Regions from separate parts of the Homo sapiens genome. Here region 1 is linked to region 2. The links are chromatin contacts, found by Hi-C or POLR2A ChIA-PET in ENCODE. All regions are on one chromosome and are shown on one strand. The core of a region is the stretch at or near the end of the contact, and the rest is flanking DNA. Distances in the headings are between cores, read along the strand shown.

Region 1 (2,700 bases), core at 180-2,679, 320 kb before region 2:
AGGACACTAAAGAGTTATAACAGGCTAGGTGTGGTGGCTCACACCTGAAATTCCAGCACTTTGGGAAGCAGAGACAGGAAGATCACTTTGAGGCTGAGAATTATAGGCCAGTCTGGGCAACATAACGAGACCCCACCTCTACAAAAATAATTTTTTAAAAAATTAGCCAGGCATAGTGGTGCGTGCCTGCGGTACTAGCTAGCTAGTCTGGAAGCAGGGGTGGGAGGATCGCTTGAGCCCAGGAATTCAAGGTTGTAAGTGAGCTGTAATTGAACCACTGCCCTCCAGCCTGGGTGACAGAGCGCGATCCTGTTTCTAAAAAATAATAATTAAAAGAAAAAAAACCTTTTTAAAAGTCATGACAGTTAAGTATAATGCATTACCTGGATCAGGCACTGGATCAGAACCTGATGGGGGAAAATACTGCTATATAGGACATTATCAGGCCAATTAGTGAAATTTGAGTATGGACTGTATATAAGCACTATGTCAATTTAAAATTTCTGGATTTGATTGTCATACTGAGTGGGTATGTAGGTATATAAGAGAATGTCCTTTTCTCAGAAAATACACATTGAAATATTTAAGGTATTAGGGGTAACTACTGCAATTCAAATGGCTCAGGAAAAAATATACATATCCATGTATATGCATGTAGGCATATGCCCACACATGAGAACTTCTGGGGCATCTGGGAATTCTTTGTAATATTTCTGCAGCTCTTCTGCAAGTTTGAGATTATTTCAAAGTAAAAAGTTAAAAAATAAAGTGTAAAGGTGGGCACGGTGGTTCATGCCTGTAATCCCAGCACTTTGGTAGACAAGGGCGGCGGGGTGGGGGGTTAACATTTGAGGTCAAGAGTTCGAGACCAGCCTGGCCAACATGGTGAAACTCTGTCTCTACTAAAAATATAAAAATTAGCCAGGTGTGGTGGCATCCTCCTATAGTCCCAGCTACTTGGGAGGCTGAGGCAGGAGAATCACTTGAACCCATAGGCAGAGGCTGAAATGAGCCAACATCAGCCCAATGCACTCCAGCCTGGGCGACAGAGTGAGATTATTATTTTGTTTTTAAAAAAAAATAAAAAGTAATAATAATAATAAAGCATAGATGAAGAAATAGAAACAGTATGGAGATAACTCTTTAGAAAATTTCACTGTGAATGGGAGCAGAGAAATGGAGCCAAAAATAGAGTCAGGGTCATAAGATAGCTCTTTAAAGACAGAAGAAACTAGGTTTGTTCACTGATCAGAGAACCAAGGTGGACTTCAGTCTCTCCCTTTCAAGACGAGGGGCTTAGATCAGACATCCTGTAAGGGCCTTTCCACCTCAGGCCCTTTGTGACTCTATGACTCTCCTACCCTCTCCTAGATGCCTAGAGTTCTTCTGAAAACATGTTTTATTCCTTAAACTGCAACCAGGAAAAGACATTTGGGCCACCACCACTTGAGGGCAGTAGAAAATGATGCTGCACGCAATTTGGTGGTTTTATTGTTTTGGCTGCTGGAAGAAAACAAAGGCCTTCACATGATTTACCCTCAAATGTCTTAGGGCAAATAAAGGTCCCGTGAACACACCACTTTTTCCAAATGTTTTAAACAAGAAAAGCCCAAGATAAGTTATAACAGGGGGTTGAGGAGTAAGAGGGTGAGAGGGTCTCACATCTTGAAAAAAGCTGGCACATACTGTAAGTTTAATAAAGAATAACTGATAACAGAAAAATTAGAGCCTGTCAGAATTGAAAGGGATCCTAGAGGAGGATGAATAGAGCCCCTTCGTTTTATAGGCAGGACCCTGGGTCCAGAGGAGAGAAGGGGCTTGCCCAAAGACACAGTGACATGGTAGAGAAATTAATGGTTTCAATACTTATCTGGCTAGCCTGTGAAGAGAGAGATTCTGATATTTTCAAATGACATAATAAACGTCACTTGCAAAAAGCGTGGCCCCATCACTGGTATTGGTACTGAGTTCTGAAAACACTGTGACAACACAGTTGTGAGGCTGTGTCTCTTGTGGCTTCCTCTCCCTGGGAGGATCTGACTGTTCACCTTTAATTCTTATCCACTTCAACGGGTCTGAATGCCCTGGACAGCATAGTTCTGATCCTATCCAACCCACTCCTCACCCCTTTCTGAGAGGAGCTTCAGACTGCTGAGGGATCTTAGACTTTCCTACCAACATCAGGGGATGAAGTTGAAGGCCATTTGGAAAAAAAAGTGAATGAGCATGTGACAGAACATTATTTGGAAAGAAACAACATTATCATTGCCATAGAGGGGAGATGATCTTAAAAAGACAATCAGAAAATCCAAAGCATAAAACTTCCCTAATATGACTTAAGGACATGATGGAGAATAAAATTACTAGACTGTTCAAAACAAAAAAACCAGTATGACTTCATAACATGATAAACAGCTGGGAGCATTTTTTTTTTTTTGAGATGTAGTCTCACTCTATCGCCCAGGCTGGAGTGCAGTGGCACGATCTCAGCTCACTGCAAACTCCTCCTCCCGGGTTCAAGTGATTCTTGTGCCTCAGCCTCCTGAGTAGCTGGGACTACAGCATGTGCCACCACTCCCCGCTAGTTTTTATATTTTTAGTAGAGATGGGGTTTCACCATGTTGGTCAGGCTAGTCTCGAACTCCTGACCTCATGATCCACCTGCCTCGGCCTCCCAAAGTGCTGGGATTACACGTGTGA
Region 2 (2,700 bases), core at 113-2,612:
ACCCTGACTCTGCTAAAAAAAAATACAAAAATTAGCCAGGCATGGTGGTGTGTACCTGTACTCTCAGCTACTTGGGAGGCTGAGGTGGGAGAATTGCTTGAATCTGGGAGGCGGAGGTTCCAGGGAGCCGAGATGGCACCACTGCACTCCATCCTGGGTGACAGAGTGAGACCTGTCTCAAAAAAAAAAAAAAAAAAGAGAAAGAGAAGACTGGTAGGCCAAAGGGCATTTTAGAGAGAAAAACACATACAAATATTTGATGAAATGAAAGTTCACTGTGTTCTAAGAATAACATTCAGGGAAGCTGAAATTTAGAGAAAGAACGTGTGTGTGTGTGTGTGTGTGTATGTGTGTGTGTGTTGGGAGGTAGTTTGGGGCCAGTTAATGGAGGACCTTGAATACTAGACAAAGGAGTTTGTACTTGATCCAGTAGGCTGTGAGAGCCACTGAAGTTGTTTTTCTGTTTTTCTTAATCAAGAGAGTCATATGATTAGCTCTGTGTTTTAGAAACAGCAATCTGGTGGCAAGGGGAAATGGACTAATGGAAGAGACTGGAGGCAGAGAAAAGGTAGTTAGGACTCAGTTGCAATGGTCTAATATTGGGGCCTGAACTAGGATGGTGGCCGTGGGAACCAAGGAATGCATGGCCTAGTGCTTATTTTTATAGCGAATGTATATTTTCTATAGGACATTCTATTTTGAAAGATTATTCAATGATGGCTGTTTTTTCTGCTTGGAGAGGCTTGGATTAAAAAGCTCGTTTTTGTAATTTGGAGGGTCAGGAACTCTGCCTACAACTCAGTGGTCCTTCTCACAGAGTAAATCAGATACACTGAGGCTTTACGGGTCAAGGGAAACCTCCCCTCTGCCCTCCAAAGGTTCACTGAAGAATCAGCTCACAAAAGGTAGATTAATTGGAGAAAAGGCATACACATTTATTTAATGTGCATACATGGGGAGAATCATGGGGTGATTGCCCATCCTACAGTGTGATTCAGAAGCTTGTAAGCTATTCTGGCAAAACAGGTTGTGAGAGGGGGAAGAGGAATTCTGTTGAGGGCATTACTAGGGAGAATAAATGAATCAGGGAACAGAGATTAACTTGTACATTATCTTGTGAAGGGGTTGCTTCAGGTGTGGTTACAGTCTTGGTCTTATAGGGAAGGGAAGAAAAAATAATTGTTCCTTTTGGAGAGTCTGGATGTTAGGCAGATAGGGACTTTGGGTGAGACAGTATATGTGCATGTTGGGGGAAGGTCAGAAAGACCTTGAGGCTTCTTCAGTTCAGCATGTCAAAACGCCATATTTTGTGGTATTGGTTTCCTGGCCCCAACATTACCCTGTCAGAAACTTCCCTAGAAGTTTCACACACTAAAAGCTGCCCATATCAGAAGATGGCATCGCAGATGGGCTTTCAAACAGAAGAAAAACAAAGGTTAATGTTTGGTACAATCTATAAACCGGCTTCCTTAGAGTCTGGAGGGCAGTTGGGTGAGTTGTCTGGATGTAAGACTTGAAGCATCTTCAGTTAACGTGGAAGTAGATGCTGGCAATCTGACAGGTTTTTCTTGCCTGCAGTTTGTATGTCACAACATATGAGCTTCAGCCTGGAGGGCCTCAGGAAAAAGACGGTAGCAATTGTATTGCGTCCAAGTCAGAAAAGTGGAAGACAAATTTGGAAACGTTAGTATAGGGACTTGTAACCAGGAAAGAATTTATGATTTCATCCTTACTGTAGGCAAATAACAAAAACTCACAAACAATGAACAGGGCTAGAATCAAATAGTGGGTGGACTATAGATTTCTTCTAAAACATAATTTTTCTTCTAAAACATAATTCTTCTCTCTCTAGTTTCCCATTTTCAGCAAGGATAAATCATAGCAGGACCAATTAATTTGCAAAATAAGTTTTAGTCACAATATACTTGGCCTGATTATTTGCATAAAGTGCAGCAAGAATAGTGATTGGCCATATAGGTTCGTTTAAATTGGCTTTGCTAGAACTTTTTTTTTTGTGAAAGTCTTGCCTGTCACCAGGCTGGAGTGCAGTGGAATGATCTTGGCTCACTGCAACCTCTGCCTACTGGGTTCAAGCGATTCTCCTGCCTCAGCCTCCCAAGTAGCTGGGATTACAGGCATGCACAACCACGCTCCTAAGTTCTGTATTTTTAGTGACAGGGTTTCACCATGTTGGCCAGGCTGATCTCAAACTCCTGGGCTCACCCACCCTGGCCTCCCAAAGTGCTGGGATTACAGGCGCTAGCCACTGTGCTTAGCCAGAAAGTGACATTCTTTTCTTGCTGCGAGAACAGAAAACTTGTAAAGGAGCTGCACAGACAAGGTACCATGTCAGTCTTTCCAGACGTTTTATTAGCTCTATAAAGTCAACTTCTATTCCTTTAAAATATTTTAAAAATTATTTAAAAAGTTATTTGTCTTTTCTTTTCTTTCCTTTTCTTTTCTTTTTGAGATGCAGTCTTGCTCTGTAGCCCAGGCTGGAGTGCAGTGGTGCGATTTCGGCTTGCTGCAGCCTCTACCTCCAGGGTTTAAGCGATTCTCCTGCCTCAGCCTCTGAGTAGCTGGGATTACAGGCACCTGCTACCACACCTGGCTAATTTTTGTACTTTTAATAGAGACAAGGTTTCACCATGTTGCCCATACTGGTCTCGCACTGCTGACCTCACGTGATCTGCCTGCCTT

What was found. A loop is a pair of places that touch in the nucleus more often than their neighbours do. ChIA-PET counts read pairs that join two places held with the same protein, here RNA polymerase II (POLR2A). Pooled maps may share reads with other maps.
Region 1: a loop to region 2 is called in a pooled map, with 2.0 times the contacts of the local background. The contact joins two enhancer-like sites. A Hi-C loop is called at or near these places in 1 of 50 pooled maps. POLR2A ChIA-PET finds 5 or more read pairs at or near these places in 3 of 52 experiments (HEK293T, K562 and common myeloid progenitor, CD34-positive).

The regions. Positions count from the first base shown.
Region 1 is chr1:51,533,941-51,536,640 of GRCh38, reverse strand. The region is part of intron 1 of EPS15-AS1 (EPS15 antisense RNA 1); the gene reads right to left. It also overlaps a transcript of OSBPL9 not described here. Among named protein-coding and RNA genes, the nearest start is that of EPS15, 16 kb to the right of the region's middle. Within about 2 kb of position 1,429, at least 6 of the 41 ENCODE cell types and tissues checked have a DNase peak (open chromatin) inside an H3K27ac peak, as active enhancers do.
Region 2 is chr1:51,213,678-51,216,377 of GRCh38, reverse strand. The region is part of intron 1 of LINC01562 (long intergenic non-protein coding RNA 1562); the gene reads left to right. Among named protein-coding and RNA genes, the nearest start is that of LINC01562, 20 kb to the left of the region's middle. Within about 2 kb of position 1,362, at least 7 of the 41 ENCODE cell types and tissues checked have a DNase peak (open chromatin) inside an H3K27ac peak, as active enhancers do.